3 separate regions of the Homo sapiens genome follow, and all the other regions are linked to region 2. The links are chromatin contacts, found by Hi-C or POLR2A ChIA-PET in ENCODE. All regions are on one chromosome and are shown on one strand. Each heading gives the region's core, a stretch centred on a gene start or an enhancer-like site at or near the end of the contact. The rest is flanking DNA. Distances are from core to core; before and after follow the strand shown.

What was found. Hi-C counts contacts between places; a loop is a spot of excess contacts on that map. ChIA-PET counts read pairs that join two places held with the same protein, here RNA polymerase II (POLR2A). Pooled maps may share reads with other maps.
Region 1: a loop to region 2 is called in a map of B cell, with 15 times the contacts of the local background. The contact joins the promoter of TMEM192 here to the promoter of ETFDH in region 2. A Hi-C loop is called at or near these places in 1 of 168 maps with a recorded cell type or tissue (B cell), 1 of 37 single-sample maps with no recorded cell type and 8 of 50 pooled maps.
Region 3: a loop to region 2 is called in a map of CD8-positive, alpha-beta T cell, with 19 times the contacts of the local background. The contact joins the promoter of MIR4453HG here to the promoter of ETFDH in region 2. A Hi-C loop is called at or near these places in 3 of 168 maps with a recorded cell type or tissue (CD8-positive, alpha-beta T cell and naive thymus-derived CD4-positive, alpha-beta T cell) and 8 of 50 pooled maps. POLR2A ChIA-PET finds 5 or more read pairs at or near these places in 1 of 52 experiments (OCI-LY7).

Annotation. Positions count from the first base shown.
Region 1 is chr4:165,111,610-165,115,973 of GRCh38, reverse strand. TMEM192 (transmembrane protein 192) reads left to right here and starts at 3,114. Exons shown (of 6, transcript NM_001100389.2): 1 at 3,114-3,227. The coding sequence starts at 3,201. RefSeq lists enhancers at 2,759-2,818, 3,599-3,838 and silencers at 2,942-3,140, 3,309-3,568.
Region 2 is chr4:158,670,409-158,675,195 of GRCh38, reverse strand. ETFDH (electron transfer flavoprotein dehydrogenase) reads right to left here and starts at 2,900. Exons shown (of 13, transcript NM_004453.4): 1 at 2,706-2,900. The coding sequence starts at 2,739. C4orf46 (chromosome 4 open reading frame 46) reads left to right here and starts at 3,309. Exons shown (of 2, transcript NM_001008393.4): 1 at 3,309-3,580. The coding sequence starts at 3,395. RefSeq lists enhancers at 2,552-3,053, 2,655-3,214, 3,057-3,693, 3,694-4,330 and a silencer at 3,635-3,704.
Region 3 is chr4:152,533,627-152,538,594 of GRCh38, reverse strand. It overlaps MIR4453HG (MIR4453 host gene), which reads right to left and starts at 2,331. Exons shown (of 1, transcript NR_033797.2): 1 at 1-2,331. FBXW7 (F-box and WD repeat domain containing 7) reads left to right here and starts at 2,503. Exons shown (of 14, transcript NM_001349798.2): 1 at 2,503-3,468; 2 at 3,562-3,654. MIR4453 (microRNA 4453) reads right to left here and starts at 2,167; the gene lies at 2,079-2,167. RefSeq lists enhancers at 2,208-2,567, 2,273-2,808, 4,058-4,157 and a silencer at 2,678-3,467.

The DNA.
Region 1 (4,364 bases), core at 1,865-4,364, 6.4 Mb before region 2:
ACTTGAGGTCAGGAGTTCAAGACCAGCCTGGCCAACATGGTGAAACGCTGTCTCTACTAAAAATGCAAAAATTAGCCAGGCATGGTGGCTGACGCCTGTAATCTCAGCTACTTGGGAGGCTGAGGCAGGAGAATGACTTGAATCTGGGAGGCAGAGGTTGCACTGAGCCAAGATCACGCCATTGCACACCAGCCTGAGCGACAAGAGTGAAACTCTATCTCAAAACAAAACAAAACAAAACAAAAGGAAAGAAAATTTCTGTAAAAGGGAAACTAAAACTTCCCCACCTCAGCCTCCAAAGTAGCTGCTACTACAGGTGCACGTCACCACACCTAGCTAATGTTCTAATCTTTTGTAGAGACAGAGACTCACCATGTTGCCCAGGCTAGTCCCGTACTCCAGGCACCAAACAATCCTCCTGCCTTGGTGTCTCAACATGCTAGGGGCCATAGGCATGAGCCACCTTGCCCAGTCAGCTCCTAAGAACTTAAGCTAAGTGCCCAATATCACATGCTTGGTAAGATGCAGAACTCAAACCTCCATGACTAATTCTGGAGCCCTGGTCTTAACCAGTGTGCTGTCCCTGTGAAAGTACATGTCTTGGCTAGGTGCAGTGGCTCACACCTGTAATCCCTGTACTTTGGGAGACTGAGGCGGGAGGGTGGCTTGAGACCAGGAGTTTTGAGACCAGCGTGGGCAACATAACAAAGTCCCATCTTCACAAAAAGAAAAATCTTAAAAATAAGCCTGGTATGGATGTGTGAACATATAGTCCCAGATGCTTGGGAGGCTGAAGAGGGAGGATTGTTTGAGCCCAGGAGGTTGAGGCTGCAGTGAGCTATGATAGCGCCCCTGTGCTCCAGCCTGGTTAACAGAGTGAGATCCTGTGTCGAAAACAACAACAGAAAAGCATGTCTTGACATAATAATGAAATGAAATGTGTGAACCTTGATTGGATTCTGGTTACTGAAAAAGAAAAAACAGCAGCTGGGCCAGGCACAGTGGTGTATGCCTGTTATCCAAGCTACTTGGGAGGCTGAGGTGGGAGGATTGCTTGAACTCAGGAGTGTGAATCCAGCCTGGGCAACATAGCAAGACTCCATCTCAAAAACAAAACAAAACAAAATAAAACAAAAAAAGCAGCTAAAAAAGACATTTTGGAAACAACTTAGAAAATTTTTGCCATAGATTGGTTATTAGTAAACATGGAATTACTATTAGTTGTGTGTAATATTGATATTGTGGTTATGAAAGAAAATATAAAATATCCTTATTTTAGGCAACAAAGTATCTAGGAATGAAGCTTCATATTGTCTTCAATTTACTTTCAAGTAGTTCAGTTAAAAAATGGCCAGGCACGGTGGCTCACACCTGTAATCCCAGCACTTTGGGAGGCCAAGGCAGGCGGATCACAAGGTCAGGAGATCGAGACCATCCTGGCTAACACAGTGAAACCCCGTCTCTACTAAAAATACAAAAATTAGCTGGGTGTGGTGGCGGGCGCCTGTAGTCCCAGACCCTGGGGAGCCTGAGGCAGGAGAATGGCGTGAACCCGGGACGCGGAGCTTGCAGTGAGCCGAGATCGCGCCACTGCACTCCATCCAGCCTGGCGACAGAGCGGGACTCCATCTCAAAAAAAAAAAAAAAAAAAAAAGTATGTGAACACACACACCCACACACAGAGCAACCAAGACAAAAAATGAACAACTAATGAATCAAGTGTGAGGGGTACATGGATGTTCATTGTATTAATCTTTCAACATTTCTGTAGGCTTGAAAATTTTCAAAATAAAATGCAGAGAAGAAAATTTGCACGTCTAGAAAAGGCTTGTGATAAATAATTCATAGAATCTCAGGATTATGAGACCAGCCTGGGCAACATAGTGAGACCTTGTCTCTACGAGAAAAAAAAGAAAAAGAAAAAAGAAGATCACGTGGAGTCTTACACCATCTCTTCCTTCACTAACATTTGCGTAGTTTTATCTCACACATCCTAAACTGGATCACACTATACTCAATGTACAAATAAGCATTAGAATGTATGAAAGTGGGCAAGACGCGGTGGCTAAACTTGTAATCCCAGCACTTTGGGAGGCCGAGGCGGGCGAGTCACCTGACCTCAGGAGTTCCAGACCAGCCTGACCAACATGGCTAAACCCTGTCTCTACTAAAATACAAAAATAGCCAGGCTTGGTGGCACGCGCCTGTAATCCTAGCTACTCAGGGGGCTGAGGCAGGAGAATGGCTTGAACCTGGGAGCCGAGATTGCACCACTGCATTCCAGCCTGGGCGACAGAGCGAGACTCCGTCTCCGCCGCCCCACCAAAAAAATGTATGAGTGTATATATTCTAACTGATATCAAAGTTCTCTCCGGGAGCTGGTAACAGAAAATTTCTTTCCTTGTTTGCTTACATTTTTACAATCATGAGCTTTTTAGAAAATGTCATTGAAGTTTTTTCTCTTTTTGAAATTCAATTTTAAAAGAAACAAGGGCCCAGTGGCTCACGCCTGTAATCTCAGTACTTTGAGAGGCTGAGGTGGGAGAACTGGCCAGGAGGCCAAGAATTCGAGGCTGCAGTGAGCCGAGGTCGTGCTAGGGCACTCCAGCGTGGGCGACAGAGCGAGACTCTGTCTTAATAAACGAACGCCGTAAGCATTCCGAACTGCTTTGTTTCCCATTGGAGAAATCTGTAAATATGTCATGGAAATTGGAATCTTTATTCTGCTCCTGTCCCTCTGCTGGCGGAGTAGGATTTTACCGCTGGTTCTACCTAGGCGTAGAGCTGTGTCTGCAAACAACCAGGCAAGACCGAAAAAAGTTAATGTTCTTAAAATATGCAAGTGGAGCCCGAAAATAGTTAAATTCTTGGACTAGGAAGGCATCCTTAAATGCTCAAGTCTCTGGGTAAGAGCGCACCGAGGGGCTGCGGCCAGAAGCCCCAGGAACCGAGGTGGTTCAGGCGGTAGCCACCGCCCACAGTCCAGGTCTTCTGGGCCGGCACACCCCTCCCACCATCTCAGCCAATCGGAGCTAAGGGGGCGGGGATCGGGCCAGCCGGAGGCGGGGCGGACGCAGGAGGGGGTGTGTCTGGGGAGGGGCCTGGCAGGTCCCAGAAGGTGGCGAGTTTCGCGGCCAGAGGCTTACAGGTCCAGGTGGAGAGGCCGGGCTGGCCAGGGCTTCGGCCTCCGGCGTCGGGAAATGGCGGCGGGGGGCAGGATGGAGGACGTGAGTGCACGGAGGCGGCGGGCGGTTGGCCCCGGAATCCGCTTTTTCTTGTGCCGGGGCGCACGGGGCGGAGACTCAGAGAGGGAAGCCACCCTTGGCGACTGCGGCCGCGGCCGAAGGGGGCGCCGCCTGTGCCCGGGGAGGCCTGGGCGCGGGGCTTTGGGAGGGCTCCAGGCGGCTGTGGGATCCGCGACACGTTGGCTCCGGGCTAATTTTCCCAGTGGAGGCTGGGGTGGGCTCCTGGGCGGTGGGCGCGCGGCCCCCGGGGGTCCCAGGCTGGCGCCCAGCCCACGTGCGGGGTACGTCTTTGATCCCGGAACTGGCAGCTTCACGTGATGCGCGCCTGGCCTGACAGCCCTTCCTCCCCGCGAGTCTCCGGGAGCCGGGCCGATGGGTTCCGCTCGGACGTCCCAGGGGCACAGGGGGCGAATCTCCCTTCCTGGTGAGGTCCCTTGCCTTGGCTCTAGAGGCTGTGGACTTGGAGTGACAACGACGCTCGGGCCGGGCGCCAGCGTCCCGCAGACCTGTCGCTATCATGGCCTGGAAACCCACACGAGAGAAAAAGTGTCATGTGTTGTTTTGAATCTAGCATGGTAGGAATACAAAGGTTTTTAAATCTTTGATAGATTCAAACCAGATTACCAAAACAAAAACAAAAACAAAAAAACAAAAAACCAGTGGCCTAGTTTACAGCGTGTATAGTACAGAATGGTAGCATAATTACAAAAATCTTATTTCTTTGCTTCAGTATCGTAAGGTGTTTTTAGGAGAAACATGTATGTATGCTGAGAGTTAACTGGATTTTCCACTGGCAAGTAATAAAATTTTTGCTCTTGAGAAATGCAAAGTTGACAGTTACTGTAAAGCACTAATTTGGGTTAATAAATTAGTAGGAATATTACTGTGATCCTATCACTGAATGAACTGCATCAGGAAAAGGAAGAGAAACATGAAACAGTTCCAGCATTACGGTAGCTTAGATTCTTGTGCAGTAACCAGTTAAATAATCTTGATGAAATAAAGACCAAACAATTTCTAATGAAACTAAAATTTTCTATTTTTTCCAGTTGAGAAAATGGAAAATTAACTGTAAGACCTGTAAGTAGATTTGAGACTCATATATATTTAAAGCAAAAT
Region 2 (4,787 bases), core at 1,651-4,150:
GTGAATAGTTTCTTTTTGGGGTGATGAAAATGTTCTAAAATAGACTGCAGTGATGGTTTCACAACTCTGACTATACTAAAAACCATTGAATTGTCCATTTTAAATAGTATATATTGTATGATTTGTGACATATCTTATTAAAGTTTATTAAAGCTGTTATAAAAAAGAGCATTTACAGCCACACACAAAAATATTATGAAGAAAACAGGTAATTTTTTTTTTAGAATCTAGGATTTTTCAAAGTTATTTTCTAAGAATGATAAAAATCTAAAAAGTTACAATATCATTAGACTAAAAATTTAAACCATTTATGTGACCAAAAAAGGGTAAAAATATAAATGTCTTTAGTTGTCTGTATTCTCCAGCAGATAGCATGCTCCAAAAGCACTGACCTTGTTGTACGTGAAAACCTAATGTTAGGTATACATATTTGTTGACTAAATATTAGATAGTCCTTGACACATGGTACTATAAAAGATTAATGCTTTTCAGAGTAATTTTCTGTGAAAAGGCAATAAAAATCTGTGTTTGGTCATTTTTTTTAAAGTGGCAAAGAAATGAACTTACTTACGCATACTAAAAACTATAGCACTGGGGCCAGGCATGGTGGCTCATGCCTATAATCCCAGCACTTTGGGAGGCTGAGGTAGGAGGATCACTTGAGGCCAGGAGTTTGAGACCAGCCTGGCCAACATGGCAAAACCCCGTCTCTACTAAAAATACAAAATTAGGCATGGTGGTGGGCACCTGTGATCCCAGGTACTACGGAAGCTCAGGCACGAGAATCACTTGAACCCGGGAGGCAGAGGTTGCAGTGAGCTGAGATTACATCACTGCCCTCCAGCCTGGTCAACAGAGCAAGACTGTGTCAAAAAAACCCCAAAAAACAAAAAAACTATATTGGCAACACTTTTTAAGCCTTAGATAACTATTCACCTATCCTCAATTTTGGAAAAAAAAAAGTATATTAAATACATAAAGATATTCTAGAACTCAGTTCAAGAGTTCAAATACACTATAACGAATATTTAAAATATTTAGTTTTCAATGCATTGTAGTTTAGTGCATAGAAGTTATTTACTTCTGAAAACTGATGACTGACATATGACAAACTATTTCTACTGCTTGTATAGCTACTGATTTTCTTGAGAATATTTGGAACTGTGTAGTCTGAATTTCTCCAAAGGATTGGAAAAAAAAGTCACAACCTTTACCCCTTTTCTGAAAACACATCTGATATCTCACTTTAGAGATTGGAATATTCAGTCTCCGTGGTTGAGAAGAGAAGTCACAAAGTCCACTGAACTCATAGCATCACCATATCAAAGTCACACTGATGGCACATTGGTGTCTACCTCTTTCATGCCAGCAGGCTACGAAAATGGCAATGAATTGCCATCCAAAGAAAACAGAAATGGTAGTGGAATTTGGTTAGCACTGGGCCCAAGGCTGATTGCATCTAAATTAGGCTCTAAGGCAGATAGCATCTGACTACTTTAACGTTCCAAACACCATCTTATCCATACATTAAGTGCAGCAAAAAATGCATGGGTGACATGAAATTTAAACAAAGTTCTAATTTCTTAATATATGGAAGCCAAATTTAACAAAATTCTACTTTCATGAAATTTCATAAGAATATCCTTGAATTTGGAATATTTAGACTTAATGATTCTATCACCAAAACTTAAGTAAACTAAAGATTTAAAAAAATTAAGCCAGTTATGACAGAATATGAGATCCTTTAGGGAACTTTTCTGTTTGAATTAACGACAACAACAAAAATTTAAGTAAAACTTTAAAAAGACCATCCAACTTCATCTGTCACGATGGTTCACAGAATACCCATAACACGATAAAGCCCTTAGAGTTAATTTAATTTAATTTTTTTTTGAGACGGAGTCTGGCTCTTTCACCTAGGCTGGAGTGCAGTGGTGCGATCTCAGCTCACTGCAACCTCCACCTCCGGGTTCAAGTGATTCTCCTACCTAAGCCTCCTGAGTAGCTGGGATTACAGGAGTGGGCCACAACGCCCAGCTAATTTTTGTATTTTTAGTAGAGATGGGGTTTCACAATGTTGGCCAGGCTGGTCTTGAACTCCTGACCTCAGGTGATCCATCCGCCTCAGCCTCCCAGAGTGCTGGGATTACAGGCTTGAGCCACCACGCCCAGCCCTTAATTTTAGACAACGCAGAAAAACTGGCTCCAGATACACTTGGGTGACTTGGTCAACATATGAATGTTAACCATGATGTGACAGATCAGACTTCAATTTCTTTAGACTGAACTAGAATGGCTCCGAAGACGAAAGTCAGGTCAGGACCAGGGAGAAAAACTGGGCAAATACGATTTTTTTTTTTCCATTTCCAACAGAGGTTTGAAGATTAGAACCAGGATTTGGGAAGCCTCAGTTCAGGAGTCCACCGAGGTGTGTGTGTGTTGACAGGTGGTGGTGATGCCGAGGGCGTGTTGACAAGTTTTCCCCGCCCTTGACCTTTAGCCTAGATATTAATTCTACCAACTGGGGCAACCCCAGAGGGAGGAAGCCAGGGTCCCCCAACAGGCTGACAGCGCGTGACCTTTGCCCTAGATAGCCTGAGAAAGCTGATGAGAGAAGGGGCGAGAGGTGCCTACAGCCCCCAGGACCGGCCTTGTCCCTTTTGCCCTAACTCCTCCACTTATCCCCACCGCCCGTTTCCTCTCACCCAGGCAGGACAGCTTGGCTAGCGGCACCAGCATGTTCAAAGTCACCAGGACTCTCGGTCGGACACAACAGGAGGACTGTCCGCTGCTCGCGGCGGGCGCTGGACCTCTAGGCCGCGGGGGGCGCCATCACCTGCCGGAAAGCAAGAACTCTGCTGCAGTTCGCCTCCCCGCTCTGCCGACCGCTCTTGCTTCACGGCGTTCCCACCTCCTTCTCGCTCTGCGCCGGCGCCATGGATGACGCAACGGCCAGCCGAGGCTTCCGGGTCATGTACCAAACCAGGGAAAGATAAGGGACTCCAAGTCCCAGCCGGGGAGCGGTGAAACAGCCACAGCGCGGCCAGAGGGGTCCGCGAATCCCACAGCACGACGCACGCGCAGTGAAAGGCAGTAGAAGGCGGGGCGACGCACACGGCTTCCTGGGAGGTGTAGTTTTCTCTACGAGTGCCCTTCGAGATCGATTGGAGGCTCGCGCAGGAGCCGTGAGTTGCCTAAGGTGAATTGACTCATATGATTGGCTGTCCCGAAAAATGAAACGTCTTTGTGGTCCGGGGCTGAGACCCACGAGGAGACTGGGCGGGATTTCTGGCGTTAGGAGGCGGGGCCTTTCGGCTTTGGGCGCGAGTGGTTAAAAGACAGTTGGTGTCGGTTCGGCTTCTCGGGTCGGATTCCGCGGTCCCAACCCTTCCCCATGGCCGACCCTGAGGAGTTGCAGGTTTCTTCGCCGCCCCCGCCGCCTCCCTCTTCTCCCTCCTCTTCAGACGCCTCTGCAGCATCTTCCCCGGGCGGCCCAGTGAGTTTGGGCTGGCCAGTTCCGAGCAGGAGCAGCGGCCCAACGGTGGACCAGCTGGAGGAAGTGGAGCTGCAGATCGGAGACGTGAGTGTGGTGTCGGGACCGCGTCCCCCCTCGGCGCCTCTGGGAAGACCGGCGGCGGCGGGGCTCGCGAGGCTAGGGAATCGGTCCCCCAACCCCCATGACCCGGGACGACCGGCCCTTCTGCGCCCCAGAGCGTGCGGGCGGGAAGCGGGGGGGATGCCAGCAGCTAAAGTGCCACCCCTCTCTGAGGGTTCCCCCTTTAGATTTAGTGGTGAGGAGTCTTAAGGGGTTTTCCTTCCACCCGCCCCACCCCTCACTGGTTTCTTTTTGTCTCGCCTTCTGGTTTCAATCATCCGCAGTAACCCGAAGCCACGCAGCTCTGCGCTGCCTGTTGCTGGCTCTCTGCCTCCTCCTTTCCCATCGGAGAATAGTTTTCATTGCATGGGTTTCGGAGAATAGTTTTCACTGCATGAGTTTGCTGGCTTTCTGTGGGTACTTGAGATCAGGCTGTGATTTCTTTCCATGGGACTTAGAGCCTGCTGTTCTAGTTGGCCACCTGCCCAGGGACAGCTGATAATGCCATTGTCTGCCCCAGGCCTGCTTAGCGCTGGACCCAGCTTGAAGGGTTTAGGTCACGTGGATTGGCTTCTTTGACGGTTTAGTTCAGGACTCCTCCCTTTGTATGATTGCTAGAATGCATACTTAGGATAGTTTCTGTTAAATCTCGAATCCCCAGAAACTAGCACCCCACCTCCCAACCGTAACTCACACACCACTGGAGGGGAGAAGACAGGGAAGGGGAGTTTTATGTTCTCTTGAGTGGGTCAAGTGGAATGAGGTATGTAGAGTGTAACCTGGGAGAGTTCTGTGGCCTGACCTTTCCTGCAGATTGGAAACTAGGGGATGAACTAGATTATCTCATTGCTCCGCAAGTATTTTTTTTTAAGGATGACTAGAGTGCTTAACCAGCTTTTATTTTTGCAGAACAAACTGATTGCAAGTAAATATGTAGAATGAAGTGCTAATGTGTTATTGAGGAACACTGTTTTATTTTATATCATTGGTGAAGAAAACGTTTGGCTGAAAAGTGAATTTTCCACCAGGAGCTGAGTGTTTTCTGCATTTGTGTGTGATTTTTTAATGTTATTTGTCAGAGCTCAGAGTTTCTGTTCTTTGATCTATACATTTTCATTGTTTAAAGTGTTCACAGGTCAATGCCCATGTTACCCAAATAGCAGTAAGAATTATTTATGATGAAATCTCTCAG
Region 3 (4,968 bases), core at 1,082-3,581, 6.1 Mb after region 2:
GATAGTATTTCTGGAAAGCAAAATTTTGCCAGATAATTTAGCTTACACAATCTTTGACAGTAAAAGCCACTGATATGGAATAACGAAACACTGATTAGTTTCTTGTAAGAGCTCACTTTCAAGTGTAGAGGTCAAAAACCTTATAAGAGTCTCCGTTTTTCTATATTTTAACACAGTATTTAGATCCTTATCTTAAATTGATGAACCAGGGAAGTAACTATTAGCTAAAACTTCAGATTTTTTGGAATTTTTAATTAACTAGCTGTTTTCTCCTCTGGATTAATAAGCAATACAAGGAACTAAAGAGATGCAGACCAAGTTGGAAATGTATGAACTTCCTTCTCTCCAGTCTCCAGTTCCAGCTGTTTCCTCCTGTTATCAAGCTGGGTGCTGAGGTGGGTATCTAGCCCAGTAAGCTTAGTGTGCTGTTATTAAATACTTTCTAAGTAAGTGGCTCAGGCTCTCCTGAGTGCCCTTCTGTTCCTCAGCACTGAGGTTGTAAGGTGGAGCCACTGACAATGAAAACAGAAGATCACGCTGCTGAAAAACCCTATGTGGTACACACTTAACTGGAGGTGTTCTCTGCTGGGCTGCAGAACTCTGATGTTTGCACTCTTTTCCTTCAAAGCCTACAAAGGTTAAACTCTCTGAGGTGTTTAGCTTCACAAAATCCCCTAAATCTGTGTGTTTTACTCCTTTAATTTCCACCATTCCCCTGTTGTAAGATAGGAAGAGGGGGAAAAACAAAAAATATTTATTTTGTAGCCATGTGAGACCATCACTTGTTGGTCTGATTACCTGTGAGTCTTATTTGGAAGGCTGTAGCAGGGGATTGGTCACGTAAAGACAGAAAAATCCAGGGTAATTTAAGCAGGATATTTAACCTGGCTCTTGGAACTTCAGGTCAAGGGCAGTAGGGTCAGGTGCTAGTCTGTGAGTCTCTCCTTGGTTTTGCCACATCCTCCTTTGCCCCTCTCACCACCTTTCCCGCAGCATTTTAATGAACACGAGCCCTTGGATTTACCCAGTTAAAAGTTTCCTTAGTTTACTGTTTGCAGATGGTAGTGGCAGTAGTGGGAGAAACCCAGAGCTTCCCACATTTGTCTATAATACACTTGCTCCTACCTTACCCCCTCCTCCAGGTGGAAAGACTTGTAAAATCCATTACTACTGCTTCCCAAGGAGGTAGAGTGTACTAGGGTCCAGGGACAGAATTGTGGAATCTGCTTTCATCATTGCTGCTGCTTTAATCTTTTTCTCATACTATTCACTGAAGACAGATTTCTGAGGATTCTGGTCCTTTTATCTTAAATTTGTTTTCCTAGAGAACTACACTTTAAACTTCATGAGTTTCTACTTAACTTTCCTTTCCAGGATAACATCTGTAGGAAAAGCTGCATAATAGTAATAACACTTATTTTAGAAAGAAAATAACCTTTGAGTCAGACCTGAAACAGGCCAACATTTCTTGATGACAACGTACACTGATGAACCAAGACCAGAAGCTCTCGAAAGCTCCAAACCGTAAGAAAGAACCATTCGTAAAAGTGAGGGACTATTAAATTCTTCCCCTGACAGTCAAAAATCCTTCAGCAATCTCCCAGAGGATGGCTCCCTTCCAATCCTCCCTTCCCGCCGCCCTAACAATCTGCGCGAGGATGGGTCCCTTCCCTTGCTCGGCATTTCGTCTCCTTTTCCACTAAAGACTCAGGTTGTGACTCTGTACTCAAGCCGCACCCCTGTTTCCTTTCATGGCTAGGGGGAGGGGAGGAATGTATTACAACTCATTTTTACAATGCACTGCAGTTTACAAAGCGCTTGCACTTCCACCATATCCTCTGAGCTTCACGAGTGCCACGTGAGAGAGGCATTCATTCATTCATTCATTCATCAAACATTTGCTCGGCCCGACCACACGTTATCCAACGCTGGGTCTCACCCCACGCCACGGGAAGGGTGGGGCGCTCTCTCCCTGGAGCAGGTGCAGATCAGGCTGTAGGGTAACTCCTCGATCAGTCCGGCTTTTCGAGGGTCTGTTTGGGGCCAAATGCCTCACCTTCGGGTGGTGCGCGCAGCTGCCTGAAGACGCGGCCTGGGCCTCCTCCTTCCTCCCAAAGGAGCAGTCCCCACCTGCCCCGAAGGAAACCGCTACAGACCAAGCTCTCCAGGCCGCCCTCGGGTCAGGGGTAAGATCGGGCGGCAGCTTAGGCTCGACTCGGCTCCTCCCCTTCCTCTCTTCAGTTCTGACGCGGCCGTAGAGGCGGCAGCGGCGGTGGCGGCTGCGAGTCCCGCGGCCCGAGGCGCACCCACCCGCTCGCCGATCCCCACTTCCTCTTCCCTTGGAGCGTCATCAGAGCGCGCCAGAGGCGCCCAGGGCGGGGTGGCTGGAAGGGGGAAAAAGGCCAGCGGAGGAAGCCTCAGAGCGGAAAGAAGAGGGAGGGGGAAGAGAGCGGTTGCTAGGTGACTTGCGTCATCGGCAGGCGCCGCTCTCCTCCCGCCCCTCTCTCTGGAGTGAGGCGAGAGCCCCGCACAGAGCGAGGGAGACAGCGAGCTGAGCTCCGGGCGCTGCCGCTGCCGCTGCCGCCGCCGCCGCCGCTGAGACTGAGAGCGAAGGAGCATCCGAGAGATCCAGTCCCCCTGCACTGGCCGCCGCCGAGACCTTCGCTCTCACCTGGGCCAGCGGGAGCCGCGGCCGCACTCCTTTCCCCCCCTCACCTTCCCGGCCGGCAGCGGCGGCTGCACACGCCGGAGCCGGAGCCAGAGCCGGAGCCCGAGCCTGAGCCGGAGCCGGCGGCTTGGGGGGCAGGGAGGCGGCTACCACGGGCCGGGAGTGGGTAGCTGCTCCGCGGTGAGAGAACGCTGAGGAGGCGCCAGAGCTTCTGCCTCGTCCCGTGGGGCGTGGGGCGAGACCCCCAAGGTGTAGGGAGGGGGGTCCCAGCCGCAGCGACACATGCGGGAGCCGGGAGCGGGGGCGGCGCCGAGCGGAGCCGGCCGGGTCCCTCGCCTTGCCGCCGACTCGGCCACCCGCCCGGGGCCGTAGCATCTTGCCCCGGAGTGTATGAACCGGGGCCCCAACCAAGCTCGGCAACCACCCCCCGGCCGGGGGGGCGGGGACCCCGATGTGAAGCGGCGGCTGGGGCGGCGGAGAGAACAGGACCGACGCCGCCGTCCTTTCCTCACCTTCCCCCTCCCCTCAGCCCCCTCCGGGGGTCTTCTCCCTTGGCCAGTCGCCGGCCCCCCGGCTCCTTGGCTGGACTCCGGGAGGAGTTCCTAGAGCCCCCCTCCCCCGCCCCAGTCCCGAGGGCGGCGGGGCCGGGGGGGACCCGGGGGGCCGGCCGCAGCCTCCACCCAGAGGAAACTTTACAAAAACAAAATCCGGAGTCTCCCAAACCTGACTGTCCCGGGAGAAGTGGCCCTGGACGGGCAGAAGCCGCAGCCTGAAAAGACCCAGGAAGAGGAAAAGAGGAGGTAAGCGGGGCCGCCGCCTCCCCTCCCCTGGCAGCGCGGAAGAGACCCGGGTTGCCGCCTGGTTTAGCGACACGAGCACCGCTTCTTCCTCAGTACCGCGCCGGAGCCTTCCGCAGCTGCCGCTTCAGTCCGAAGGAGGAAGGGAACCAACCCACTTTCTCGGCGCCGCGGCTCTTTTCTAAAAGTGTGAGTGGCCCCGGGAGAGGGAATTGAGGGGGAGAAAGTGGGAGGATGCCGGCGCTTCCTCCTGGAGTTTTGCTGATGTTCTCCAGTAGTGTTGGGAGTCTATCAATGAGGGAGTCTAGCTTTATTCACGGAGGGGGGAAGGTGTTAGGGAGGCCTGTATTTTGTAACTTTTTAGCTCTTTGTACGAGTAATGCAAGTATGCAGGTTTCTGTCGGAGGAGTCTTTTCTCCAAAGTGAATACTCGCACCTTTCTGGCCAGCAGTTGGCAAAGGGAAATTGAGGAAGCCAGAGCATATGTGCGCACAGAGGCCATCTGTATCTGTAACCTTTTCCTGGTACTGTGGGTGTGTGCGGTGTACTTTTTGTTTCGGGGGTACTCTCATATAGGTTCCCGAATGAGAACTACTTAACCTGTGGACCCCTGAAAGTAAAATTCCTTTTTTAAAAAACAACAACAAACCTGTTTTGAGAGAGGTTCATTTCAGTACCTATTGGTACAGGAGTTAACCTTCTCAGTTACTGGGTCCAATTTCATGTGTGTCAGGAGGACACTGTAACAGATGTCAGTTACTCAGGAACTTGAGTTGTTAGGAATCACAACTTACTTGGGGAAGAGCATTTATCACATTAATCATTTTATAAAAGTTGTGATTTTTTCCCTTTCACCCCCCCCTTTTTTTTTTTAGAGTAACAAATTACAGCACTTTTTTATTTGGTTTGAGGCTTTGCTTTTTTGAATTATCTTTATTTCTGTATCAATTTAGGATACATCTTTGATATTTAAGTCAGGAATGATTTTTTCCTTCCATTATTTTAAAGCTGAAGTTTATAAAACCTTTGACTTGTATTTTAGGTATCTTGTCAGAGTACCAAATTAAAGGTTTATGAAAGTAATTAATATTTCATATACAGACCTTAAGGGTTAAACATAGAGCAGAATTTTATGTAAGAAGACATAGACAGTAGTATACTGAGAATTGTGGTCCGTCTAGACAACTGTGGGCTCGTTCTGTCTGAAGCCACTGCTGAGAGATACTTTGTGGGAATGAATGTAAGCCTGGGGTTATCTCTCTTTTCGAAGTTCTCCATTCAGGATCTTGATTAGATTAATTTAAAACTTTCTCAAACTTAACAATGTTTGGTCCTTTTTTTTAAAGTAATGAGTTCTGCAAGTTTATTAGCCTGTGTATTATGTGACAGTTCATTTACATATTCCATACCTGTGTCCCTAAACTTTCAGGACACAGTCAGAGTTTGTGTTTCAAGAATTATCAGGACAAGCCTCAGTTCATCTTTTCTTAATTTTATGGACTT